Linked DNA regions of Homo sapiens: all the other regions are linked to region 3. Evidence: chromatin loops called from intact Hi-C (ENCODE). Cell type or tissue: PC-9. All regions are shown on one strand.

Region 1 (4,000 bases), 270 kb after region 3:
GCTAATTTTCATACTTGAATCTTTCAACACTTCTGTGAACCTATGGAAAACAAAAATAATTGCGGGGGATGTGCTAACTGGAGTAGGAAGTGATAAGATGGCAGTCCCAAGCTTGGGCATGCTAAAAGAGACAGGTGACAGGGCTAGGGACAGGGGACCTGATAGAACACTGTATACAAAGTCCTTCTGTCTGAAAGCCCATGCCCCAGTTCTTGGCCAGTCTGCCCCATAAGGGGCAGTGAGACTTGAGTACAGCCTGGGGCTACCTGGTCTGGACCTGTGCTGTGCAGTGGTGGGGAAATAAACTGGGCTCTGGTTACTGGGCTGGGGTCTTCCAGAGTGGAGCTAAGCTATGAAGAAATACCCAGGAGTGGGCACCAGTGTGTGTGTGCATCTTAAAATAGGGGTCTTAAGGTGGCAGACCTCCTCTGGTTCCGCCGTGGCTGCTGCCATCTGGCCCTGGAAAGCCAGGTGCCCATAGTCACTGGTCATTTGTGAAGCCAGTCCTCCCAACTCCTCCGGGTTAGTAACCGACTTAGTCATCTGGAAAAAGAAAACAAGCAAGACACACACACACACACACACACACACAGAGAGAAACGCATGAGAACCATGTGTTAATATCACTGGAAGCCAAAGGGTTTCATTCACTTTTAAGCTCCTGAGGGGGTGAAGGCCAGGCCTTGCATTTGGGGCTAGATGCTGGAGAGGGCAATTCAAGCCAAGCCCATGCTGCATTGCACACAAAAGGCCAGAGCCCTCGCAGGGCCCCGCTCAGGCCACAGATTCTGGCCGGGCCCAGTGGGCACATGCTCAGCGTTCGGGCTGTGCAGCTTGGAGCCAGTGCCCAGGGCCCACCCTCTGGCAGGTGAGTGTGCCAGCCCCTCGCCAGCGCAGCCCTGGGGGGTCACCAGAGGAATTCCCCCTAGAAACCCCCAGGAGGCACAAGCCCTATGCGATTTTCACCCCTGGGCCAAGGCTTCTGTCGGGGGCTGATCTGGTCTCTGGGTGCCCTGAAGCAGGTCCCACCCAGGTGAGAGAGGGCATGAGGACAGGGCTGTTAAGAAAACCATGAATGACAAGTGCTGGATAAGTCAGTGTTTTAGAGGAAAACACTCATAGAGGATACAGCTTTGCAGTAAATTTGTGCCAAAGAATGACAAGGTTTTAGCCACAAATTTAGTTAAGAGTAGTGTGTAGCCCACATGGTCAAGTTCTGCCTTTATTATGAAGATACTCAGGATTTTTCTCTGTTTCATTGACTGATGCATCTCAATTATCTAAGGCAGCTGGCATGCTAGTTTCTAGTGTTTCCTCTTCCTCTGGACAAAAATACCTCTAAATTCTCACAAAAGCAGTTTTAATCTGCCACCCAGACGGGTGTCACTGTCCCTCATCAAGGGGCTCCCCTCCTGCTCCACCTCCTCTTGCTCTGGATAACAATACTGTCTCTTTCTTTGTGGCCTTTTAAGACCTTGATTTTAAACAGCCTTTTAAAATGTCTTTTGAATGACTCTCCATCCATCAAGGCAGGACAGGAATGTCCACCCTTTCTAAGGCATGTGTACAAGGACACGTCCCAGGCTTCAGGCTGAGATGTGGCCGCCAAGGAACGCACACTGAGCTGCACGAGAGTGAGTGTTGCCACGTGCTGCTCCACTGCGACCTGCCAACAGGTGCACTGGGAGTCTGGGCATCCTGACGGGGTGAGAAGGGCCTCTTTCACACAAAGAGCCAGGCCAGTTATCTCAGGAGTGGCCATGCAGCCTGAGGCTCAGCTCCTTAAGCTCATGGACACCCAGGGTCAAGCCAAGGCAGCTCAGGACCTGGCTCTGGAGACATTCCAGAAACACCATGAGGCTGCTCAAACATGACTGCTGCTGCACTGTGCTTCCTGCTCAACAGGAATCTGTGCTGAAAGTCTGCTGGCTCGGACTAGGATCCGTCCTCCATGCTCCCCTGAGAAGGACAAGACTGGGCTCAGCTCCAGCTTTTCACAAAACACTGAGATGGGTGTACCATTCCCCAGCCCGAATTCTTTTAAACAAGCCTGGCACAATCACAGAGTTTCCATGAATGAATGGCAGCAGCCAGGGATGACTTTGTGGTCCAAGCTCAACCCCTAGTGGACACATGATTACATGACAAAACCACTCAGAGGGGACCTGGGCACAGCAACCATGTGGTGGCTCATTCTGGTCACTTCAGCGAGGAAGGCCCATTGATTTCTCAACCCAGGCTTATGTGGCAAGTATCAAAGAGGCATCTTTCAAACTTTTATCTTATGGCATCTGAGCCTTTAAAAGTTGGGAGAAACTTTTTCTATGGACTCCTATCAATTCTTTGAAGACAACATTTGTCATCTTTCGTATAACTGCTTAACATATCAGATAGCATTCACTATCTCTCAATGCCATTTATATCTAAGAATCTATATAATACAGTTCTAGTTGCATTACATTTTAGAAAAACAAACAAACAAACAAAACAACAAAAACCAAACCAAACCAAAACATTACCTCCAAAAGTTGTATGCCTTCTACTGTCGGAATTTTTTTTTTCTTATTACATAACCATACTGTTTCATTTTGCCTGAAAGACTGGCAATACCTTATTTTCCAAGTATTATAACTTGATTTCATCAGATAATCTCATCTCTATTTTATCCCCAAATATCTTCTCTTGTACTGTTATTTTAATCTACTAAAAACACCTCAAGTCCTTCGTGAGGTGAATAAGATTCTCCCCCTTTCTCCTTAACTACAAATTCCTTGCTTTCCCCGTCTTTTCATTTTCTCTCCTTCCTTTGCTCCTCTGTCCTCATGCCCAAGTCTCAGCCATCTTTAATTCCCTCTTGCAGCTTTTTCATGAGAAAAGAACTGCAGCAGACTGGGGCTACTGGACACAGGCAGCCAGAAAGACCACAGATAAAGGACAGAAGCTGGAGCCCCTGAGGGACTAGAGAGTGGTCTGGGCTCTCTCTCTGACACAGATCTGGGATTTGCAGGCTCAGCGGCGGCAGTGGATAAAAAGGCAAACAACAGTGGGGAGGGCAGCTCTCTTCCCTCTTACCATTTCCTGAGCTGTCACCGCAATGGCTTTGGAGTATTTAACCACAGTCGTCTGATAGTCGACAAATGTTCCCTTTGGTTCTGGAGGAGTGCCTTCATCCAGCTACAGAGGAGAGGAAAAGAATCCAAAGGTCATAAGAAGCCTGCTGAAGTGTAGACTGTATTTACGAGAATTAGGAACTTTGAAAAACAGAGAGGGCCTCAGAGATTCTTTCGCCCAGTGTCAACTCAATTACCCAACTTGTGCAATAAGGACTTCAACAGAAGGGCACATAAGGCATTCAGGGTACATGGCAAGGAGAGGCTCCCAGCCTTGCCTGAGAGGAGTGGGAGGCCTTCCAGAGGAGTGATGTTTCCGCCAAGTCTTACCAGGCGAAGAGTCTGCCACATGTAAAAGGTGGGAAAGGCATCCCAAGAAAAGGGAACAGAATTCACGTACATGGAGGCGGGAGCCAGCCTGACACTTCTAGGGAAGCGCAAAGTGCCAGAAGATGAGGTGGGAAAGGAGGCAGACTCTCCATCAGGAAGCACTTCCTGAGGAATGGTCGAGTCCATGGCTATCCACGGAACCGTTCTTTATGAGCACAATCGGGGAATAGAAGGAATTAGAAGCACTAGGAATAAATTGTTGCTCACCTGACTATAAATGCAATAGGAACTGAGAGAAGGGCAAGATCACTGTGGGGTGGAAGAACTGAGACAATGGGACTATGTCCCTTGAAGGCTTGGGGACATATTGGTGTAGGAGATTTGTATTCAAAATGTGTTTCCAAGGCTTGTGAATGAACCTCGGGCTGCTTACTTAAACTCTGATCTCTAGTCCTTCAGTGGTAACTTCCAGGCATCACATGGTTACAGTAAAAATCAACACTACACCTGGTCAAGAACTATATACAGGAAGAGGAGAGAATGACCATAATGAAGATGCT
Region 2 (4,000 bases), 240 kb before region 3:
AGATCAGGAAATTGAAGATTAGATGGAAGGACAAGACTTCCTTTGCCCTGTGAACAATACTGCTCTTACCTCCAGGCCTGGAGGAAAGAGGCCTCTTCCCTCTGCCTCGAACATCTTTCTCTGACAACTCCTTTCTTTGCCTGCCTAGCTATTATTCACCCTTTAAGTAAATCTCTACTCGTTATGGCACTTCCTCCATAAGCTGTGCCTGGCTTTCATTTTTCTGTAAGTTATTTATTGAGTGCCATCTAGAAATAAAGGACTCCACAAGATGCCGAGGACAGAGCAGTGAACAATACAGATGTCGTCCTTGCACTTGCATGGCTTAGCACCCAACTGGAGAAAAAGACATTCAACAAATAACTATACCATTACTTAATGACGCCTGTGATAAATGCTGCAAAGCCAAGGTACTGTGGCCTGGGAGCATGGGTTACAGCCTGTCCTTTGTGCCCCATGGCTCTTCCTCATTTCACTGTAGCATTGATCATGCTTTATTGTAATTAGCTGTTTGTCTTTATTCCCCACTATGAATGGAAGTTATGAATGGTAACTGGGCTCTATTTTCATAGCTTGGTATAACTCCTTTAGACTAAAAACATTTAATAATTATGTATGGAATGAGTGATTCAATAATCAAATGGACTTGCCCAAAATACTAAATTAATGAGCCAGGATAAGATTCGAACCTAGGATTCCAATTCCCATACTTTTGTCTCTATACAAAATTACCAAGAAATGGTAATGATTCTAGTAAAATTTAATGCTAGCCTACAACATAACCACAAATAAAAAAGAAGTAACCTATACATAAACATTATTTATAAACTATGCCTGTTTGTAACATAAGAGCCTATGTACACACAGGTATCATATAGTATGGATCTTATTAACACATACTAATATAGACAGATATATACTACAGGCTGAATATCCCTTATCTGAAATGTTTGGGACCAGAAGTGTTTCAAATTTTGAAATATTTGTGCATCTATATATATAAAATGAGATATTTAGGGGATAAGACTCAAGTTTAAACATGAAATTCTTTTTTTTTTTTCTCTTGAAACAGAGTATCCCTCTGTTACTCAGGCTGGATTGCAGTGGGACGATCACAGCTCACTGCAGTCTCAACCTCCCGGGCTCAATGATTCTCCCACCTCGGCCTCCTGAGTAGCTGGGACCATGGGTGGGCACCACCATACCCAGCTGAATTTTTTAATTTTTAGTAGAGACAAGGTCTCACTATATTGCCCAGGCTGGTCTCAAACTCCTGAGCTCAAGTGATTCTCCTGCCTTGGCTTCCCAAAGTGTTGGGATTACAGGCATGAGCCACCACACCTGGCCAAAACATGAAATTCATTTGCATTTCATATATATCTGATACACACAGACTGAAGGTAATTTTACACAATATTTTTAATAATTTTGTGCATGAAACAGTTTTTTCTTGTTCTGACTGTGACCCATCACACAAGGTCAGGTGTGAAATTTCCTACTTGTGGCGTCATGTCGGTGAAGGAAGTTTTGGATGTTGGAGCATTTTTGGATTTTGGATTTTTGGATTAAAAATGCTTAATCTGTAATTAGTGACCCTACATTCCTTATTTATTCTGATTATTATTTAGGCATTTGTAATGGAGTATACTAAACATATAAAGTTATGGATTTACCTGGCAAAAATGAGTTGTGTCTAAATAAATGGTAATTACAAGTAGTTATAAATAACATAAATACAATAAATATAAATTTGGGGATCTTATTTTTAAATGTAATACAAATTAATTTCTTAAATTTATAATTCAAAGTTTATGCTTCAAAGAATGATGTTATAACAGTAAGAAACTTGCAAATGATAAAACAACACTGTTCTTTCATTCTATAGATACAAATTTATAACATAGCCAGTCTGCCATGCTAACTTAGCTAAAGACATTAAGATAGCTTACTGAATATTGAATTTTTCCTTTAATTCCTAGAAATTACAAATACAATCCCCAAATTGGTATCAAATTTTTCTTTTACTACCAAAAGAATCATTTTAAACATCGTATGAAAACAGCCTAGGTCACTAAAGGGAATTAGCACCATCTAGTGAAAAAAGCTGGCAAAACCTGTATATCAAAAGAAAACTGTAGCAGGGAGAGAGAGCCGTGTTAACTGTATATGAAAACAGAAAACAAACTGTAGCACTAACACCCCTTACGATTATGTTTTATTAATTTTCATCGGGTTCTAACAGACTTTACTAATATTACATTTGTTTTAAAGACCTAACACTCAGTATAATCAATCATTAACACATTTGCCAGAAATATGCCAATGATGAAATGTTCAAAAGAAAGATAATTTGCTATGTTGGAAGCACCATTAAATAAGTATGACCCATTAACACACTTTCTTGTCCTCTAACTTGCAGCCAGATTTAAAGGGCCTTGACTCTCTCCTCTAGGCCCTGAAAAGCCAAACCATTTTTGCAGCAGGGAAGATTAGTTAGGTAGTTGCATACAGGATTCACATGAATAGTGTGTCAAGGAAAGACTAACCAGTTGAGGGCAGATGATGGTAAGCCAGAGAGGAGATGTCAAGGCCTGAACTGAAATGGAAACAAAGGGTCTACTGCGAATGGTGAATGAGTGTCCACTGGGCTTGGGGATCACTATGACATTCAACATGCCTCTAAACTACTGCAGAAATTTTTAAAAATTGGTCATACCTCTTTATATCTTTTCCATTATTACCTTAAAGTGTTACTGAAATGCTTATTCACTTTTTTTTCTCTTATTCCCTTATTAGAGGATAAGCTCCCTGAGGAGCTTTAGCATAGATGTTATTAAAAGAAGATACAAATCATGATGTGAACTCAGTTATTTCAATGGCATAACTGTTGTGGAAACGACTAAAAATACAGTGGGTGTTCTCCCCCTATTTTTAAAAGAGTCTTCTTGTGGAACTTAGAAGAAATCTATGTTAATTATGTACGCTACCAACTCTCAAATTTGTGATCACTGCATCATGATGACAATTTTTAGCTCGTGGACGAAAAAGCAATTTGAAATGAGTTGGTCCTTTTAGCTGCATCATTTGGATGAAATGATCAACTCATCTATTATCCCATTTTTCCTCTCAATTTCAGATTAAATTTTACTGCCTATTCCCACAAAAGGCACCACAATGACAATTATAGATTAGGGCTTCTACTGAAGATAACATAAAATCATAAAAACCAAAAAGAGCACATGGCCTTTAAAAATTCACTTCTAACATTTCAACTATATAGCAACATTGTCAGTACAGCAAAATAAAATTTTACGCAAGCTAAATTCCACTCCAAAATTCTAAAACACTCTAACCAGAATTTTTATTTTCCTAAGTCTTTTACTTCACAGTGCCTCAGAGTATTTCGCCTTTAAAAGACATAACATAAATTCCAATCCACTGAAATTCCTAAGCCAGTGAACCCCAATAAGAATGATCATTTAGACTAGAAGCCTGAATGTTGACAGCTATGAGACACATACCTGAATAAAGGAAGAATTGAGGAGAATCTCCATGAATGCCCACTGTGCCTGGCCCCAAGGAGTCAGATAGGGTATTCACAAAGGAAAATACTCCACTCATGATTCCAAAGCCCAAGCCAGAAACTAAACAGGAAGAAAAACACTGTTAACTCTTTTCCTGCCAAGATTTCAAGTCAAATTTCCAAGGACTAGTTAATACAAAGTGTGTTGGAGGGGAAAGGGTGCTTATGTTCTTCCTGAAGCAGTGGACAGCTGGCTCTGGAGAGGCATGTGCTTGGCTAAATGATGAATCAGAGAGGGAAGCGGGAAGAGGAAAGGAAATGAATGGCAGAATGCAGCAGAGTAATGAAAAAGGGGAGAAAAGGGTCTAGAAAGGCACAGAAGAAATAGGTGAGACAGAGGATACAACACCAAAACTCCGGCTTACTTTATGATAACAGAGTCTACAGAGTTAAGTTTGATGGCTTAGAACTGAAATT
Region 3 (4,000 bases):
TGAAGTTTCTGTGGCCAGCCATACAGCCATTTACAAACACTTAACTAGAACGATTTACTCAACTCAGAACAACCCCGTATATTAAGCACAGCAGGACATCATACTATCAATTGTCATAAAACTCCCAAGGTGTTTGTTTCAGTATCTTCATTAAAAACACACACACACAAAATCGACAAATATCCAATACTAGACTACCTCTGAAATCCTGTTCGTGTTTGCTGGATACATTTGCCTTAGAAGAAAGGAAGGAAGCCAGGTATTACATTTAACAAGGGGGAGGGGAAGCCCGCAAGAGAATACACCCAATAACTGTTGACATTTCGCCAACTTTTTCCAAGACTTGGTAACAAAGCATTATCTATCTGTATGAGAGAAAAGGGGAGGAGGACTGCTGAAAAAAGGGACGGGTTAAGGGTTTTGCACTATAGTTTAGCTCTTCCAGCAGAACGCGGCGCTGTCAAGCTGTCAATGTCTGTCTACCGCCTCGGAGACACAGGCCGCCGGGAAACCACAGGGTCGACGGGAACGGCGGAGTGTAGCATCCCCGGGCCCCAAGTCCACAGTGCCTCTCCCACTTGACCTGTCGGCGCCCCTTCTCAAAGTACGGATCTCCAAGAGGAAGGACCTCCTCCCTCTCCACTCTCAGAGTAAAGCAAGCCAGCAGCGCAAAGTGCACCTCCCGGGGACGCACAGACACGACTGAAAGCCACCACCCCAGAAACAGACCCTTCCTGGGAAAATGCTCCTTCCAGAACCTTCTCAACACCACCCGTTTCCCCTGGGAGCGTTTACTTTGGATCAGCGAGATGGAAAACAAAGGCTCAGGAGAACAGGCCGGGCCCCTCCCCAGAGCCCGCCGCCAGCTGGCCCAGGTGCGCCAGGTGCGCCCTGGAGGCGTGGGGACGAGGGACCGGGGCCTGCGGGGGGGGAAGCAGGAGGGCCCTGCGGGGCTGCCCCGGGAGGATGCGCCTCTGGGGGCTGCGGGGTGATGGGTGTATCCCTTACGGTCTCCCTCAGCTTCCTCTCGTGGTCCAGCTCGCGCTGCAGGGTGCCCGCGCGCTCCTCAGCGGCGTCCGCCTGCTCCTGCAGGCTCCGGATCTTCCTGCGCACCGCCTCCAGCGAGCTACTCCCCGCCATCGCGCCGGACGGTAGGCGGGCGGGAGGGCTGCAGTGGGAGAGGCCGGCTGCTGCCCTGCGGACCCGGCTGCCGCGGCTGTCCTGGCTGCCCAGCGCCGGTCCGCCCCGCCCAGGCCTCTCTGTGCGATGGCGGCGCCCCCTGCGGCCAGGAGCAGTCCGGAAGTCGCAGCCTCCAGGGCTGCGCAGACAAACCGCAGGCGGGCGCGCGCGGCTGGGAGGGGCGCGCGCCGTGGATCCCGGGACTGGCTGGGGGCACTGCGCATGCTCGCGGCGGCGGGGAGAAAGGCGCTCCCGGCGCGCTGCGGGGGTACCTGGTGAGCTGGGCGCTCCGGGAGGCCACTGCACTAGGGCTCTGGCTTCCACTTCTAGGGCCCCTCCGCGGCGCGGTGGTGACCCGGGGTAACGGAGCTGGCTGCTAAGGGCAATAGCGACTCCTGCTGGCCGCGGGAGCGCTCCGCTCCCGAGTCCAGATTCCCATGCCCGGGAGCCAGAGAAGCTGAGCGGCGGGTCTGGAGCCGGAATATGCCCTAAAGGGCCTGATCCCAACCGCAAGATTATAACCCAAGCACTACCCCCATTCCCCAAAACTTCACGAAGTGAAAACCACCCGCGTGTAGAGCACAGTGGTTAGACCTCCTGTTCTAAATGCAGTTTTCCTAGGTTGACTCTGGCTCCTAGTTTCCTGCTGCGTGACTTCGGACACATTACCTGTCTTCTCTGGGCGTCATCTGTAAAAGTGGGAATAATAATAGTACTTTCCCCATGGGGCTGCTATGAGAATTATGAAGGACTGTAAAGCGCTTAGCACAATACCTTGTACATAGTTAAAAACTCAAATGATAGCTACGATTAAGAAATACACAAGCATTGTTTTAAGAGTCAGGCTGAGGCCCATAATCAGCTGTGTAATCTCAGGCCAGCCTCCCTGGGGCTCACTTTCCATGAAAACAGTCATCCAAATGGTCTCTTCTCTTTACAGCCTTCTTTGGTGTCAGACCAGCCTCTGAGATCTCCTGGAATCCAGTCAGTCCTGGGCTGGACTGGGATGCCTTTAAAAGGCACCCCAAGGAAAGCCACAGAACCCTATGAGAGAGCCTCTGGCTACAGGTGGAGAAAACCACCGCAGATACAGTCTCCACCGATTTCCCCCTTGAGCTGTATTCTTAAATGCCTTCTAAGTCTCAGGGCTTTTTCTCCTCAGGTTTGTCACAGAAAGCTCTTAAAGCCAGCTCCCTTATGTGTGGGAATAATAAAGAAAACATGCTTGACAACCCTCTCCTCCTCCAAGCCCTAACAAGGAACTTTTGCTTTCCTGCCTCATTTTCTGTGGAGTTCCTCACAGCCTCTGCTGAGACTCTCACAAATCCCAGCTTGGGTCCTTGCATCCTGTAGGTGGGAGCTTCTCGCTTTGTTTCCCCGCGGTTCATCTGGTCAGGTGGGGAGGTTACAGCTGGTCCCCTAAGTGCAGAGACTGTGGGCCTCCAACATTGAGAATGGGGGAACCGGGTGTCTGGCAACCTCCAGGAGCAGCCAGGAAACTGCTGGACACTGGCAAGTGCCATAAGCAGCCAACTAGTGACTTAATGTCCTGGGAAGGTCAGTTTCAGGTGAGTTCATTTTCATGCCGATGTCATTATACAAGAGTTTAGGAGAGTTTTCTCATCCTTGTCTGTAGGTTGGAATCACTTGGGTATTTTTTAAATGCTGCCGCCTGGGTTGCATCCCCAGGGATTCTGATTTAACTGGCTTTGGGTGCATCCTAACTTTGGGTTTTAAAAGCTCCCTAAGTGATTATGTTTAGAGAAGGTTGAGAATCCCTAAGTTAAGAAGTAAAGACCTACAAAGGGATAAAGACTCATATGCTATAAATATCAGATATATCACAGTTACTGGGGAAGAGATTGGGGGCCAGAAAAAAATGGAGTCTTCGATCCCCTTCAGCCTCACTTTTGACTTAGGTGGAAAGACAACACAAAATTCGAAACAAGACCATCAGGGATACTACTCCTGAATGACAATCTTCTAAGCTAGGTAGAGCCCACTTCCAGAATAGGATTTGTAAAGTAGTAGAAAAATGTTTTTAGTAATAATAGTAGAAAAATGTAAAAGTGTTTTACACTGGTGAATAATGACAATGAAATGTCCTAATCCCAAAGGTAATACGATTCCACCTCAGGAAGCTGACTTCTCCCTTACCGGACTTCTCCCTTTTTCTAGTGACATCTGTCTCTTCCTCCTCAAGTTTTGACTATTTTTTAGTAAATAAAAAACGAATACTCTCAATATGGTCATGCACTGCATAATGATGTTTTGGTCAATGAGGGGCTGCATATATGAGAGTAGCCTCATAAGATTACAATAGAACTAAAAAATTCCTATCGCCTGGTGATTTGTGTTACAATTGTTGACAGTATTCAGTACAGTAACACACTGTACAAGTTTGTAGCCTAGGTGTTTAGTAGGCTATACCCTCTAGGTTTGTGTAAGTACCATACACTCTATGGTGTTTGCACAATGAATAAATCACCTAACGACACATGTCTCAGACCTTATCCCCCTTCATTAATCAACAAATGACTGTATAGCATTTCTTCACTAACTTCTTCAATATTCCTACGGGCTCCAAACTCCAGACAACCTAAAGTGTCCTAAAAGGGAATGTGATCAATACACTATCAAAAAAGCCATATATGCCAGATTTAGGGGCAGTTTCCCGGTGGGAAAAATAACCAAAACAAGATTCAAGAAGCTCCCTCCCCTGCTGCTTCCCACACCAGCTGACTTTAAATAACTTCTTTCCCATTTCTGCCCCACCCCATTCCAGCGCTCCCTTCAACAAGACTTTTCAATAAAGACATGT
Region 4 (4,000 bases), 110 kb before region 3:
ATTCCTTGGCTCATGGCCCTCTTCCATCTACAAGCCATCAACATAGCACCTCTCAGACCTTCCATTACCACATCTCCTTCTCGCTCTTCTGTCTTCCTCTTCCACTTTCAAGAACCCTTGTGATTCCACTGGGCCTACACAGATAATCCAGGATACTCCTTCTAGATTAAATCAGCTAATCAGCAACCTTTATTCCACTTGCCATGTAACTAAAGGTTCTGAGGATTAGGCCACTGATGTCTTTGGGGGCCACTATTCTGTGTATACAATTGTATTATTCTATATACTTATATACATTAAATATTTAATATTCACCAATTTTTATTAATTTTTAAGTATCAAATATTTAAAAACCCAAACCTAATGCCCAATTTAGTGTATGGCTGAAGTGAAAATATATATAGTCACAGGACAAATGCTATATGCCCATTAAGAAGCATAATGTAGAATATTCCAGCCTGGGCAACATGGCGAAACCCCATCTCTACAAACATTACAAAAATTAGCCAGGCGTGGTGGCTTGTACCTGCAGTCCCAACTACTCAGGAGGCTGAGGGGGGACAATTGCTTGAGCCCAGGAGGTCGAGGCTGCAGTGAGCCAAGATTGTGCCACTGCACTCCAGCCTGGGCAACACAGTGAGACCTTATTTAAAAAAAAAAAAGAATATGTAGTGACATGGAGTGATGCTCATTTTATAGTAAGTGGGAGGAAAATTCAAGTCTACAAAAGATTATGCACAAGATGATCCCAATTAGGTTAAGTCAAAACCCAAAATAAACCTATATCCAAGAGAGTAAAAAATATTGGGAAGGATATAGGTCAAAAGTTAAAAATGTTTATTTACAGATGGTAAATTTTCTTCTATTTTTCTGCATTTCCCAAAATGTATATTATACATGTATCCTTTTTGCAAAGACAAATAAGGTGATTAAGAACATCAAGTCAGGGCGGGACGCGGTGGCTCACGCCTGTAATCCCAACACTTTGGGAGGCCAAGGCGGGCAGATCACTTGAGGTCAGGAGTTCGAGACCAGCTTGGCCAACATAGTGAACCCCCCCCCCACCATCCCCCGTCTCTACTAAAAACACAAAAAGTAGCCGGACATGGTGATGGACACCTGTAATCTCAGGTACTTGGGAGGATTGAGGCAGGAGAATCGCGTGAACCCAGGAGGCGGAGGTTGCAGTGAGCCAAGATCGCGCCACTGTACTCCAGCCTGGGTGACAGAGCAAGACTCTGCCAAAAAAAAAAAAAAAAAAAAAAAAAATCCAGTTAGACCAATTTTCTGGTAAAGTGTCTTTCTGGTTTCTTGCCTTTTGGTCGCCCATGACACCCATTTTTCAAGCATAGAGTTTCCTCCTCAAAAATAGAGCATGCTGTCACGCGCCGGTAGTCCCAACTACTTGGGAGGCTGAGGTGGAAGGACTTCTTGAGCCTAGGAATTGGAGACAAGCCTGGGCAATATAGCAGGACCCTGTCTCCAAGGAAAAAAAAAAAAAAAAAAAGAATAATGGCGTGTTCCTGTGGTCCCAGCTACTCGGGAGGCTGAGGCGGGAGAATCGCTTGAGCCCAGGAGGTCGAGGCTGCAGTGAGCTGTGATGGCACCATTGCATTCCAGCCTGGGCAAAAAAGCGAGACCTTGTCTCAAATAATAATAATGATAAAGACTCATGTTCGGTCATCGGTGACATTCGCCTTTCTCAGGCCCCCTAGTTGTCCACTCTGCAAAGGACGAGTAATCCTCGGAAGGGGTGGGGCCTCTTAGTGAATGAGGCACAGCAGCGAATCCGTGCTGTTTTAAAAACTTTTTTTCAGAACAAAGCAAACCTAAGGCACAGCCATACCCCGCAGAAAACTTCGAAATCTGCGCCTTGAAAAGGGAAGCCAAAAGGATACGAGCCTCTTTCATAATCTCTCTGGCACGTATTAATGGTTAATAATACTGTATTTTTTAATACACAAAAGAAGAGAATAGTGGCATTGCCCCGTGTGCCCACCCCCAGAGCTAACCGAGAGCGGCCGGGCCAGGGGGCCGGGGGCTGAGCGGCCCGCCGGGTTCCGGGGTGGCGCCGGCCCCGGTGGCCGCGGGCGCTCCCTCGCCATGGCCTAAGCCCGAGGCCGCTCCCCAGCCAGATTCTGGCCTCAGGCACTGCAGAGCCCGCGGCGCTCGCCAACAAGCCCGTTAGACCCACGGGACTTGGCACCCTGGAACGCTCACCATCCCCGGGTCTTCCCTGCGCCCTGGACCCGAGTACCCTGCTGCGGCGTCCCCCTACCACCGAGAGGAGGGCCTAGAGCAGACAAGCCCGCCCCGCCGCTCCTCCCAGCAGCTTCTATCCCGGAAGTTGATGCCGAGCGCAGATCGCTTGCAGCTTGCTAGCTGTGTGGGCTGGGAGGTCTGGTAGGGCTGAGCTTGCAAGAGGATCAACATGCCTGTGAGTTGTTTACATCGGGCTCCGGGTTTGTTTTGGGCTTCTTTACCGAGAGTCATATGGGACGGATGAGTCCGGCTGCCTCTCGGGCCTGTAGTGTCCGAGAGTGGCGAGGCGGCTCAGGTTGCGCAGCGTCTTCGCGCGTGGCGGGCATGTAGTGACTTGCCCGGTCACCGCGGCGCGGCTGGCCCTGCAGGGGCGTGGGCTGCAATTCAGAGGCGGTGGCTGGGAGGGGAACAGTTCTCTGTGTAGCTTATGAGCGGTCTTGGTCTTTGAGGATGCCCCTGAGGTTGTGATCTTTGGGTCTTTTGGCTTTCCCAGTGATTGGTGTTTCTCGCCCCCTCTGCCTTCTTTCGGAAGCGATTTCCTACTTGTTTTCCTTTTTTAAAAACTGTCCTCGTTGTTGCCTTATATATTAATTCCGTCAAGGACGGTCGCTCAGCAAGAATTCCTGTCAGATCAGCTGTTGAGCCACAGGAGCAAAAATCACCCAGGCGCTGACGTTGTCTGGTCTACTTCAGCAGTTTCTACTCTAAGCGAGTCCACAGTCGGGGTCACTTTCTTTGCTTAGCACCTCGACTTCGCGCAGTTTTCATCGAAGACAGTTCATTACGCAGTTGAGTAAAGAAGGACAAAGTTTGCCTTACCATATGTTTCCTGATCGTGCGAAAGCCCTTTTCTAGGGACTTGGAGAACACAAGTATTATGAAAAGTACTGATGAAAGTTATTAACAGGTTTCGAAAAATAACTTTACTATCTGACGTGTTGCTTCTGCCGAGGATGACCGTTATTCCTGTTTTTGCATGTATATTTCACGTATGGTTAAATGTGCCAGCGTTGTGGTTTAAAACTAATAGTAATAATATGCTTCTTTGTTCAGTTGGCTAGAGATTTACTACATCCGTCCTTGGAAGAGGAAAAGAAAAAACATAAAAAGAAACGCCTAGTACAAAGTCCAAATTCTTACTTTATGGATGTAAAATGTCCAGGTAAAATTTGAAATCTTAATTCCTTTACTAAAGAAAATTTCTGTAGGGATTGCTAGTGTGGTGTGTATAGTTAAGATACATTAGAACCCTCTGTTGAGTAGAAGTGGGATTACAGAATTGGAAATGTCAGGGACATTTTCATAATAAATGTACTGAAACCATTGTAGAAACATTTCGGGGTAAGTGAAAACAGGCATTCAAAGGAGATATGCCATTTGACTTAGCAAGTCTTTAAGCTCTTCAGACGATGAGTTTTCTGTTTCATGATACAAAGAAAAGTCTGTTGATTCTTCAGTCTAAAGCTGTGCTGCCCAATACAATGGCCATTAGCTGAATGTGGCTACTGAGCACTTGTGGATAATCAAAATGTGGATACTCAAAATAGAGATGTTCTTTAATTGTAAAATACTCACTGGATTTTGACGATGTAGCACAGAAAAAAAATACATTGATTACATGTTGAAATGATATTTTGGAAATATTAAGTTTAATGAAATATATTATTGATTTTACCTGTTTTTAAAAAATTTTGTGTCGCTGCTAGAAAAGTTTATGTTACACATGTGGCTTGCTGTT
Region 5 (4,000 bases), 190 kb after region 3:
ATTTGCGTATGTTGAACCAGGCTTGTGTCCCAGGGATGAAGCCAACTTGATCGTGGTGGATAAGCTTTTCGATGTGCTGCTGAATTCGGTTTGCCAGTATTTTATTGAGGATTTTTGCATCGATGTTCATCAGATGTTGGCAAAAGGCCAAATTGTTAAACATGTATATTTGGCTAAAGTTGAGGCTGAAGCCAAAAGTCACAACTGAATTTTGAGATTCCAGAAGAAATCTGAAATTGTATTAAATATTATTGTTATGATGATTTTATTACCAAAAAGGTTAGTAGTTACATGTTAAAGGGTGAGAACTGTTATTTCTCAGTGCAGTGTCATTTCCCTGCTGGTGCTCCTGTGACCATTATACTTTGACACAGAACAGTCACTCATTTCAACTAATATTTAATAATATCTGTTATGCTGAGCAGAATATAATTCAGAAAAAAAGTTTTTCAATAATATGTTTTCTAGAAAGAACTTTGTACCTACAATTCATTCTTGGGCAAATCTCTGCTCAGTATGGCAAGCTGGCTACATTGGGCATACAAAAAGCCTCTGAACCATACCAGGCAGGACAGTCTGGGTTTAATTCATTCCAGTCTGCATGGCTGCTCTGTGCAGCTAGTTTCGGCAAGGGCCCCTGAGCTGTGAGGAGCTTGAGTCGTCCTGTCAGCCCCACTCAGAGGTATTTGGCCTGCAGAGAAATTTTCTGATTTTCTCTAAACTTTGAGGAAAGACAGTTCAAAGATCTAGATGTATGCCTTCAGCCTCACCCATGGCATTTACTCTCTGTAAGGCTCATGACTTGCTCTTTGTTTTCTTTGCACCTGACTCATCTTCCTGCAGACTGTGTGCTTCCTGAGGGCAAACTCCCTGTTTGTTCATCGTTGGATTTTCTGCACCTGGCCCATGCCTGACCCACAGGGTCCTGGAGCACTGACTATGAGCCAGGAACTGTGTTGATGTTTCATGAGCTCATCTGATTTAATATCTAGAAAGTTTCCATGTACCTCCACCTCTAAGATAACTGTCATATGTATCTACTGGAGGAATTGACTTGTGAACGTTGACTTGTGCCTAAGACAGTCCTTGGAACGTAGAAAATTGCCCAATAAGATAAAATATGAGTTTTGGGAACCATTTGAAATTGGCATGAAGTCTTTATTCACCTAAACCTCTGAAAAGCACTGCTCTAGGAGCAGAGAAAAAGGGGGATTGAGACATCAAACAATTACACAAAATGACTGGGAAATGCCTGCAATATGGTCACTGCAAAGGCTGAATATTAAATTGTCTATTTGCTGTGATTATATAAAAAGTATAGGATCTGGAAATAAAACCTGGAAGTGAAATATTGACCAAAAGAATTCTAATGAGGGTTTCTTTTTCAAGATTTAAAAGCTAAGCATCAATCTAACTTAGCTGTTATTTACTAATTTAAATCCCTACTTTACTCCATAAGAATCTAAGGAGGCTTAGAAGCTGGTTTGTGCATCAGCTGAGGCCAATCTGAGAGGCTACGGGCCTTTGTTCTTCCATCGCCTCAAGGGCCAGACCTGGAAAAAGAGAGCAGGGTTTCTCCAGTGCTGGCCTGCCTCGGAACTACCTGGGTGCTTAGGAACAAGAGTGGTGACTGGGCCCACTCTGGCACCTGCTGAGTCATAGTCTCTGTGGTTGAGGTGCCAGATTCATATTTTTCTGAAACTCCTTGGGGCATTCATTCAGCAGGTTACATTTTGCCAGGGTTAACACCCATTTTGCACCTCTGCCAGGGTGAGGATGTGGTTAGGGGAGGAGGGCATGGGTGCTCATCACAGCCCTGTACCTGCCGTGGGAAGACTGTGATTAGGGACAACCTCCTATCCTTAAGGCTGGCCAGGAGCTGGCGGGGAGCTGGCCCCGCTTCCAGCCCTGTGGGAAGTGGCAGTGAGAGTGGGAACAGGACATGAACTGTCATCTGTGGCAGTGACCCTCCACGTGTGGCCCGTGAGCCAGCAGCACGGGCATCAGCAGGGAATGTGATGGAAAAGCAAACTCTTTGGGCCGTGCCCCAAACTCACTGAATCAGAGATGAGGGGACTCAGCACCTGTGTGTTACACCCTGTGGGTGATTCTGACTGGCATTTCAATGTTGGCAAATCACTGATCTGTAGACCCTTCTCCTAATTATCTTCTTCTAATCTCCCTGCAGCCATTTGAGGTGAGAGGTGGCAGTGCCCTATTTTGGAGAGCTTAGTTATCTGCTGTGTCCCAAAGCCTGCCAGGAGCAGAGGCGGGAGCCAAGTCCAGGCCAGGTGGTTTCCGGCTCCTTCCATTCCTCAGGTATCCAAGAGCAGCTGGTGGTGGCAGGAGTGGCTGCTCTCCTCCTCCGTGCCTTGAGAGAGGGTCTGGGAGGGTGTGAGGGAATGCGGGGAGCAGCCTCATAACCAGCAAGGCCTCTGGGGAAGCAGGGAGCCCCCATGTGCATTCCTGTGCTGTCTCACACCCACCCCGCCCCTGCATAGTCCTGGCCTCCCCATGGCCCTTACCACATCAGGGAACCCAGGAATGGTGTGTCCAGGTAAGAGGCTGGAAATGAAATTTTCATTTTAAAAAAGTCCTTCCGGGTTTACAAGGTGTGTGTGAAGGGATGGTGCTCATACCTGAGAGGGCGTCCGTGGATTAGGAAAGTCAAAATGATGAGGGGTCCCTCACCTGCCAACACCACTGTGGGTAGGGTGGACCCTGCCCCTCCTGGCCACCTTGCTGTGCAGGCGGTGGCAGCAGGTTCCCACCACAGACGAGGAAGCTGAGCCTCAGTGAGCAGAGGGCAGTGCCAGGGCTCAGTAGGGGATGTGGACACCTAGACCACTCTGCTGCAGCCCACCCTGGGCTCGGGTCCTGCACTGCCTGGCAGAGGCCGGTCCAGGCTTCCAGTTGATTGGGGAGAGGCTAGCCTCACTGTCGTCTCTGCCTGTCCAACCCAGCTTCTTCTCCCTCTGTGGAAAAGGGTAGCTGGGTTAATATCAAATGTTTTCATGTCAACCTACAATTTGGATTTCCTGAAGGTGTTTGGTCTGGGGAATAGAGGGGTGAAGGATGAAGTTTCTCCATCTTAGTTTTTCAATGATGAGGAAAACCTCATGCTTCCTGAGTTGGGAGAAGCACTTGCCTTAGAGTCAGAAAAAGCTAAGGTGGAATTGTCATTTCTCTCCCTTCCCGTATTTAACAGCTTGCACCTCAGTTTCTTTATGTAACAGCTTGCACCTCATGGGACAACACAACCCGTGTGGCAGAATTTTTGTGAAGAGTCAATGAAATAGTGTATGTGATCGCTCGAGCAGTGACCGGTACGGAGGTGCTGAAGAGATGCTGCTTGTTACTTTCTTTCTAGGTACCACAGAGTCCGTGTTCACACAGTGTAAATGCCATCTGTGGGAATTTAGGACACTGTCACTAGAGACACAGTAGTTTAAATCACAGACGTAATTAAGAAAACCCAATATACTATAATTCAGAAAATCCAAATCTGCAAACCAAATGCAAATTATTCTCTTTGCAGAAGGATTCTTCTATTAAAAAAAAAAAAAGCCCAAACAAAAAACCCAAAACATACCCAGAGATTCCCTTAAAATCATGTATTGATTTTATTTTATTCAGTCTCTTCAGGAATATATTTATTGGGTAAAGCATAGATTTAGTGACCACCTGGGCATCTCCAGCTCAGAATTGCCCCCAGTAGTAAGAGAAATTTGCTTTTTTTTTTTTTTTTGAGACAGCGTCTCGCACTGTCACCCAGGCTGGAGTGCAGTGGTGCGATCTCAGCTCACTGCAACCTCCACCTCCCGGGTTCAAGCAGTTCTCCTGCCTTAGCCTCCCGAGTAGCTGGGACTATAGACACATGCCACCATGCTTGCCTAATTTTTGTATTTTTAGTAGAGACGGGGTTTCACCGTGTTAGCCAGGATGGCCTCGATCTCCTGACCTCGTGAGCCACCTGCCTTGGCCTCTTGAAGTGCTGGGC
Region 6 (4,000 bases), 440 kb after region 3:
AAAATTCAAATCTGACTACAGCTCACCACACTTAAATCCTATAATGGATGCCCACTATTCTTAGGGAGAAGTCTAACACCACCCCCACCCCTTATTAGATATTCCAAAATCCATTTATCAACCCTAACTCTCTGTCTTAAACCCTCTGCACCAACGATATAAACATATTTTCCTTTTCCAACAATGCTGCCAACATCCAGCAGACTGCCTGGCACTTTGTAGATGCTCAATAAATGTTTGTTGAATAAATGAATGTCAATTAGAGTCAATTAGATGCAGGGGTGGGGTGGGGGGATGGGGGTAGTAGACCAACTTAATATTTCACAAACTCAAATCTTCAGATACGCCAAAGTATTAAAGATACAACACATGTCCTTCGCAAAAGCCTAACAAAAATGTCAGAGAGAGTCTGCATAAAATAATTGGCAGCTCAAATTCAAGGTCCTTGAGGTTAGACATTAGCAAAGAAGGGAAACACTTGTTCACAGTCAAGCAGGCAGCAGTTACACCACAGCTGGCTGCTGCATGCCACAGCATGACTCAGTTCCACTAATGTGTGGGTGCACTCCCCATGGCATGTGGATGGTGAACTCAGAAAGAGAGGTGTATGTGCATACATACACATACATGGACTTGTGCACACACACACAAAAAAGAGCGGGGAAGTGGGGAAATCGGGCCTTTTCCACACAGGGGTCAAATAAACCCTAAGGAATGAAGACAAAATCACAGCTAAAAACCAAAAGGGCCCCTTCTACAGAAACTCACTTGGTACATGACAGTTTGAAAGGAGGGATCCTTTTGGACGTTTCGTTTATTATTCCTTATATTTTCTCTAAACTCCATTATGATACACCCATTCTGGAGGCTTTGCTAAAGAATAGCAGCCAATATGCTCCCAACTACTGTCATCCACTTTACTTCAGGTATTGCTGCAAATCAAAGGAGAGATGGAGTCAAGAAAGAACAATCCAAAGGCAACAGAATAAAGCTCTTTTAGCTTAAAACCATCAGGGAAATGGAATCAGTAATCTAATTAAGAAGGGAGGTGGTGCGGGTGGGCTAGCATCATCCTTTCAAGCCTCAGAGAGGCCTTGTTGTCAGGATGACAAATAGAAAGCTACCATGACTTCTGTGACCCAAGGCTGCTCTGATGCCTATTAAGCATGAAGAGAGATCTTTTCCCCAGAGGAAAGAGAAAGTCTAATAGGAAGCCAAGGGTGCTTGAAGGGCAGGAGCAAGCCCCACAAGCTCAAAAAGGAAGTAACATCCAAGGGACCCAGGATCACGGGCGAGAAAATTACTGCTGTGAAGAGGCATGAGTGGCCCAACCATATGGAAAACTCATCCGGAGATGAGGAAGGGGCGGAAGACTACAGGCAGCGGTGGTGGTGATGGTGAGGAGGAGGATGATGATGGTGGCAGCGGCGGAGGTGGTGATAGGGACCACACAACAACAGTGGCCCACCGTGGAGCACTTGCTCTGTGCCAAGCCTGCGCTGAGCATCACCTTACAACAAACACTGCGAGGAGGGTGCTATTCACTTCACTCCACACTACACGGCAGATGACACAGCTATAGAAAGACTGACACTACAATCTACACAGCTATTAAAGTGGTAGGAGTCAGGGCTTCAACCCAAGTCTGCCCAATTTCAAAATCAATGGCCTTCTATTTGAAGTATTGTTCCCAGTTACTTGTGAATGACTGTACTTATCCAGATGAAAAAAGGCAGTGTCTGGTGGTTAGGAAGTCAGCCAGCAATACTGGGGTGAAGGAATGCTGTATCGCTGACCTTATACTTGGGTTAGCACAATAAAAGCTTCAGTAATGGATGACCAGGACCATGTTCTGACTCATCATCCTCCATGGGGGAAATCAAATACTATTAGGCCTAGCTGGATTCTATCATCGCTAAACTTTTTTACTGTTAAACCACAGGCATTCCTTTCCTGGTATTATTTACAATAATTTCAACCTAAAAAAAATATCTTTTGGGGCCAGGCGTGGTGGTTCACGCCTGTAATCCCAGCGCTTTGGGAGGCTGAGGTGGGTGGATCGCCTGAGGTCAGGAATTCGAGACCAGCCTGACCAACAGGGGAAACCCTGTCTCTACTAAAAATACAAAAAAAAAAAAAAATTAGCCAAGCATGGTGGTGGGTGCCTATAGTCCCAGCTGCATGGGAGGCTGAGGCAGGAAAATTGCTTGAACCTGGGAGGCGGAGGTTGCAGTGAGCTGAGATTACACCACTGCACTCCAGCCTGGGCGACAGAGTGAGACTCCGTCTCAAAAAACAAAAAAAAAATCTTTTTGAAATGGTAAACACTGTCTTCTTATTAAGTTCTATCAGTCATCACTAGCACTATCGACTAACACTACTTAACTAGTGACACTGGTGTAACACTACTACCTCTAGACAAGTCTATCAAAATGTATCACATGAAATGTATCTAAAGAAGGGAAATTCTGACAGACTGCCCTTCTGCCCCTGATTGTGGTACCAGGCACATCTGAAGAGACATTTCGTGAAGATGGGAAGGGTAGTTCGCTTGCAGCTTGGGGAGGCTGCAGGTCTAAACATCATATATTGATTGCCCAGATCTCTTTGCTGCTACGGTGTCCAACGTGACTTAGATACACCAATGACATGGGCTTATAGGTGACTCTGGTGTTCAACCGAGTCACAAGGAAGAAAAGCAGAGCACACGGTTATCCACAAGAAGCAAGATCTCCCCATGGAGGAGGCGTGTGTTCTGAGCTGGCAGGTCAAGTACCGGATTCTCAATTCAACAGCCTCTCATAGCAGCAGCCACAGCCTAACTTCCCTGGTTCTGGTAGGAAAAGATGGTGCTGGGGATAGGGAGTAGACTGGAAGCTCAGCCCAGAGCCTGTTCCTCCCAAACTGCCAAGGATTCCTGATTCGCTTGCCCATGGATTAAATCGACTCCAGCTTTAATTCCCTAGAGTAGATTCTGTGTCCAATACAGGAAATGTGAATAACAACAAGAAGCTCATCGCTTTTACTAGTTTATTAAATTTGTAAAATGTTACGTATAAAATACTCAGACACAAAGGATAAGGAAACAAACTCAATTTATTTTAATTATATTTTAGTATAATAGCATTTAGGCTAGGATATTTCATATAAACTATAGTATTGCCCAATTTTATAAACTTAAACCTACACTGTAATTCACCTCATTCATAAACATGAGAAAATTTGACCTACTTTCTAATATATTCAGCTCCTTGTCTGCATTAATCTGCAGTGACATTTTAAAAGTTCCTCTAATAATTTCCATTATATGAAAATGCACTTTTCATTTACATCACCTTTGATTTTCTTCCCACAAACAAAATACTGTTTTTTCAACAGTTAGCCTGCAAATGTAGTAAGAAACAAGACATACAAGACAGCTGATACAAAAAGTTCACCTATGATGGGGCTCAGTCTTGGGTTTCTTAATGGGGGAAAGGAGGAGGAGGAGGAGGAGGCGGCGGCAGCGGCAAATAATGAGAAAATTTTGCCCTAGGTCCACACGCTACAGGATGGTAGGCTTGCGTCTGTGTATAATCTATGGAAAATCAGAGAACACAGCTTTGAGAGATTAATATAAATCCCTTATCGCATAATATGAGCTCCATGCTTCCTAATAGTTCCATAATCTCAAATAATTAAAAAAAAAAAAAAAAGAAGACGAAGAGAAGAAATCCACTTTCCACTCCCACGGCCTCCTTCCAACTACACACTGCAACCACCAACACCCTCCTGAACCTGGGCTCCCTCTCTCTTATGAAGCTCTCTTTAATATACTGTTGACAATCGCCCCCCACCCTTTTCTTTTTTTTTTTTTTTTTTTTTTAAGACAAGGTCTCACTTTGTCACCCAGGCTGGAGTGCAGTGACTCAATCATGGCTCACTGCACCATCAAATCTTCTACCTCAGTCTCCCAAGTGGCTGGGACGGGAGGTGCATGTCACTACCCACTACCCCCAGC
Region 7 (4,000 bases), 120 kb after region 3:
CCTCACATCATGCACAAAAGCTATTCCACTGATTGAACACTAAAAAATGCGAGCCAAATTTAAACATGACACCAACTTGCATAAAACACACACACACACACACACACACACACACACACACACACGTGCATGTAGAAACTGGTAAAAACTGAATAAGTTGGGAGGCTGAGGCAGGCAGATCACGAAGTCAGGAGATCGAGACCATCCTGGCTAACACGGTGAAACCACGTCTCTACTAAAAATACAAAAAAAAAAAAAAAGCCGGGCGTGGTGGCGGGCGCCTGTAGTCCCAGCTACTCGGGAGGCTGAGGCAGGAGAATGGCGTGAACCTGGGGCAGAGCTGGCTGTGAGCCCAGAGCGTGCCACTGTACTCCAGCCTGGGCAACAGGGTGAGACTCTGTCTCAAAAAAAAAAACAAAAAACAAAAAAAAACTGAGTAAGTTTTGTTAGCAATATTTACCAATGTCAATTTGCAGGTTTTTATATTGTACTACAATCATTTAAGATATCACTATTGGGGAAAACTGGGGGAAGAATTTGCAATTTTTTGTGAGTCTATAATTATTTCAAAAGAAAAAGTTTAAAAAGTGAAAGGAAAAACGTAAAAGTACTTAGAAGGCAATATAAAATATTTTATGACTTCAAGGTAGAGAAAACTTTCTTGGTCTAGACACAAGATGCAGGAATCCTAAAGAAAAAGATTAATAAATATATACTATAGTTAGAAACTTCTTCAAATGACACCATAAATAGTATGAAAATACAAGAGAAGACAGGTGCCATATGTAATCACCAAACAATGTCCAGAATACAAAAATAACTATGAAGCACTGAGAAAAAACCCAATAGAAAAAATGGATTAAATAGACATTTTCACAGAAGAAATCCAAACAGCCCAGAAGCATAAGAAAAAAAAAACCATACACAACCAAACCACTCAACCTAATGAGTGATCAGGGATGTGTTAAATAAAACTCAACAAAATATCATTTTGCATTCAACAGATGAGCAAAAGTTCAAAAATCAGACAGTATCAAATGTAGACAAAGATGTAGAGAAATAGGAACTCACATATGTTGAGGATGGAAATATAAAATTTATATATCCACCATGGAAAAGTGTTGGGCAATAGCTACCAATGCCAATCATACAAAACTGCATGACCCAGCAATTGTAGTCCTGGGTCTACAGAAACTCATGCACATGTGCACCAGGATACATGAATAAGAATGTTCCCCGCAGCATTATTCAAGATAGGCAAAAACCGGACACAACACAAATGTCCCTCAAGAGTTGATTAGATATATTTTAGTATACTTATATAATGGGGTATTATACAACAATTAAAATGAACAAGCCATAGCTCTACAAAACAAAATGAGTGAATCTCACAAACATAAGTTTGAAAGATGTTAGGTGCTAAGAAATACTAGTGGATGACTCCATTACTAGAGCAGGTGAAATTAAGGTATATTCTTTAGGGATCATATATAGGAGGTAAAACAAAGGCAGGAAAGTGGTTACCATTGAGGTGGTGGAGTGAGATTTGCTTTTGATGAGGGAGAAGTAGACAAGGGACTTCTGGGGAACTGGCAAATATTCTCAATGTAGATCTCGGTCATGGTTTTATCGGTGTCCATTTAATAATTATGTTTGTTTGTATGCATGGTGTATAGACTTTTCTATATGTATATGTCCCAATGTAAGAGGAAAAAACTACCCCACCTTTCTCTCATCACAGCATTTATCATCAGATGATAATTGCTCATTGAACTATCAGTTAATCCCATTACAATGCAAGAAACAGGAGAGCAGGAGCTGTGACTCATTGCATGCTCACAGCCTTGCTGAGCATTCAGTGGGTGCTCAATGAGGGAATAGTAAACTGATACTATTTACAGTTAAGACTGGGCTTATGAAAGGCATCTGATTTTACAGCCCAGGAATGATGGAGTGGGACTCAACCAGTTCCCCTCCCCTGTATGTGGGGACTGTGACCAGAAATAAGCCAAGAACTGAGCAGAGACTGAGGATGGACACATCCTGTTAAATCTGCTAGGCTTTGCCTCAACAAATTGTATTAGACAACTTTGTGGTAGGAGATTACAGCTCAGCTAGACGACAGCCTCCTGATTGAGCTACTCTACCACTTACAGCCTTCGACATAACATTCTTCAGCGATGGTTTTTGGCAAGAGCTTTCACGGAAATGTGCCTGCCTGGAGCCAGCTCCTGTCTAGAGAGGTTCCTGTAGAAACTTTAAATGATGACATCAGTCTGCATATGCCCCAACATCAGGCTGCTGACCCAGCTGCCTGTAGATAGTAGCATCTTGTCTTTTCTACATGGGCCCCGGGGACAGAGAGATAAGGAGGAAAAAGGTCAGGGGTTAGGCAGTCCATCATTGCACAGGCAAGTTGTGGTCCGATGGTCCAGACAAAAGTCTGGATTTCTGCCTTCCTGCCTCCACAGGCTTGGAGTCTGGCCTCTGACTAAGCCTGGGGCAAATTAACCCAGTCATGATTAAGCCATGAAGAAAGGTGCCAGAAAGTTGGGACGCATACATGAGACGTATTGAGTCTCGGGGGTGTGCAGTTGGTGTTCATCCATTCCTTCAACAAGCATGTGTTGAGTGCTTATGTGGGCGGACGCTGCAGCAGGCACCAGGGATATTGTCCAGCAGGGGACTGTCATGCCAGCTTTTCAGATTAGACTGTGTGGATGTTGCTCAAGAAGGAGCAGATACGGTAGAATTGATCAGCAGTCTCCAGATAGGGGTTCCAGAGGATTCCCCTTAAGGATGGAAGGCAGTAGTATTAGGACCGAGGAAAGGAAGCACCTGGTCACATTGCCAAATTTCTCATGGCAAGTACTGGAACAGGTTGGAGAATGTAAATGTTGACAACATACATTTTTGAATGAGCATACCATAAAGGGAGACACAGATGTTTAGGGAAAGACTCCAGACATTTGAAGTGACAACAGGAAGAGAAATTGTTCTTTCCAGAGAGCTGTGCTTGGTCCTGCTGCTAGAGACAGTATGCTTGGCAGTAAAAACCTCAGCGTGCCCCTCTCCATGGCCCAAGCATTTGTGGAGCACCCCCTAGGCCCAAGCTCTGTGGTTGAGTGGTAGAATCCAGAGCGAGCCACTCAACAGTATAGTTCAGTGGGCCCGTGCGGTGATGTGCCTCTATAAAGCACGGTGTCCTTTTTTTTTCTCAGAGTTCATCTGGGCACATTTTAAAATTTGATCACTCCTCCTAAAAAACACAGAACATTCACTGGTTGTGTGAGGAGCGTGTGTATTACTTTATAAAAGTTGACACTGAGAGGTGACAGGCAAGTCTGGAGCTGTGTATAAGTATCAGATGCATTTCTGATCATTTATGTAGTTAACCTTCTTGAATTTAAACTTAGAATTCCCACTTTGTGTAGTGTTTTTTTTTTAAACTTTGTGTAATATTTTGTGTGAAACACAGGCATTTCCAACTGTATATTTACTTAATCAAAGAATTTTATGCATTCTGAGCTCTTATTTGTTTAATCATGGATTTGAAAGTTTTAAGAAATACAGAAATAGTTCAACTATCAGTAGGAGCTTTGAGGAATCACAGAAGAAACATTAGTTAACCATTACAGGAGAAAGCAGACAGACTGCAAGACATTTAAACTCTATGATACAGAGGATAGGCAGCTGGGTGTGGTGGCTCACACCTATAATCCCAGCAATTTGGGAGGCCAAAGCAGGAGGATCACTTGAGGCCAAGAGTTCAAGACCAGGCTGGGAAACATAGTGAGACTCTATCTCTAAAAAAAAAAAAAAAAATTTTTTTTAATTAGCCACGTATGGTGGTGTGCACCTCTAGTCCCAGCTACTTGGGAGGCTGAGGAGGGAGGATCACTTGAGCTCAGGAGGTCGAGGCTGCAGTAACCTATGATTGTGCTACTGTAGTCCATCTTGGATGTCTCAGGAAAAAACAAAAAGAAGATGGACAAAGAAC

Evidence for each region. A loop is a pair of places that touch in the nucleus more often than their neighbours do. Peaks named below come from ENCODE experiments on the same cell type or tissue, not always from the same donor. Only the 100,000 strongest peaks of a DNase experiment are listed, where the experiment ranks them.
Region 1: a loop joins it to region 3, with 8 times the contacts of the local background. A loop is called at or near these places in 51 of 110 quality-filtered maps.
Region 2: it touches region 3 in a loop (7-fold over the local background); 26 of 110 quality-filtered maps call a loop at or near these places.
Region 4: it touches region 3 in a loop (8-fold over the local background); 17 of 110 quality-filtered maps call a loop at or near these places.
Region 5: it touches region 3 in a loop (6-fold over the local background); 64 of 110 quality-filtered maps call a loop at or near these places.
Region 6: it touches region 3 in a loop (4-fold over the local background); 2 of 110 quality-filtered maps call a loop at or near these places.
Region 7: it touches region 3 in a loop (2.1-fold over the local background); 14 of 110 quality-filtered maps call a loop at or near these places.

The regions. Positions count from the first base shown.
Region 1 is chr15:62,780,314-62,784,313 of GRCh38, reverse strand. TLN2 (talin 2) reads right to left here. Exons shown (of 59, transcript NM_015059.3): 44 at 3,073-3,174; 45 at 424-543. Among named protein-coding and RNA genes, the nearest start is that of MIR190A, 42 kb to the left of the region's middle. RefSeq lists an enhancer at 1,280-2,208. In PC-9, CTCF peaks have their summits at 1,906 and 2,112; a DNase peak (open chromatin) is centred at 1,993; H3K27ac peaks cover 412 bases.
Region 2 is chr15:63,287,068-63,291,067 of GRCh38, reverse strand. It overlaps APH1B (aph-1B gamma-secretase subunit), which reads right to left. Exons shown (of 6, transcript NM_031301.4): 4 at 3,522-3,644. Among named protein-coding and RNA genes, the nearest start is that of APH1B, 11 kb to the right of the region's middle. In PC-9, a CTCF peak has its summit at 2,061 (motif pointing left); no DNase peak of the experiment used is centred here.
Region 3 is chr15:63,045,716-63,049,715 of GRCh38, reverse strand. All of the region lies in intron 2 of TPM1 (tropomyosin 1), which reads right to left. It overlaps TPM1-AS (TPM1 antisense RNA), which reads left to right and starts at 329. Exons shown (of 2, transcript NR_147233.2): 1 at 329-875; 2 at 1,021-3,682. RefSeq lists a silencer at 863-1,522 and an enhancer at 1,663-1,832. In PC-9, CTCF peaks have their summits at 1,369 and 1,579 (motif pointing left); DNase peaks (open chromatin) are centred at 1,475 and 2,127; H3K4me3 peaks cover 3,971 bases; H3K27ac peaks cover 3,867 bases.
Region 4 is chr15:63,155,837-63,159,836 of GRCh38, reverse strand. It overlaps RPS27L (ribosomal protein S27 like), which reads left to right and starts at 2,360. Exons shown (of 4, transcript NM_015920.4): 1 at 2,360-2,437; 2 at 3,316-3,424. The coding sequence starts at 2,432. RefSeq lists a silencer at 1,987-2,086 and enhancers at 2,268-2,841, 2,237-2,896, 3,047-3,136, 2,421-3,620. In PC-9, no CTCF peak of the experiment used is centred here; a DNase peak (open chromatin) is centred at 2,356; H3K4me3 peaks cover 2,740 bases; H3K27ac peaks cover 1,713 bases.
Region 5 is chr15:62,855,391-62,859,390 of GRCh38, reverse strand. All of the region lies in intron 1 of LOC105370854 (a long non-coding RNA gene), which reads left to right. Among named protein-coding and RNA genes, the nearest start is that of MIR190A, 33 kb to the right of the region's middle. In PC-9, no CTCF peak of the experiment used is centred here; DNase peaks (open chromatin) are centred at 1,680 and 2,200; H3K4me3 peaks cover 1,616 bases; H3K27ac peaks cover 4,000 bases.
Region 6 is chr15:62,604,390-62,608,389 of GRCh38, reverse strand. The region is part of intron 2 of TLN2 (talin 2); the gene reads right to left. Among named protein-coding and RNA genes, the nearest start is that of MGC15885, 39 kb to the left of the region's middle. In PC-9, no CTCF peak of the experiment used is centred here; a DNase peak (open chromatin) is centred at 1,879; H3K27ac peaks cover 1,901 bases.
Region 7 is chr15:62,927,036-62,931,035 of GRCh38, reverse strand. No RefSeq gene overlaps it. Among named protein-coding and RNA genes, the nearest start is that of MIR190A, 110 kb to the right of the region's middle. In PC-9, no CTCF peak of the experiment used is centred here; a DNase peak (open chromatin) is centred at 1,855; H3K27ac peaks cover 1,445 bases.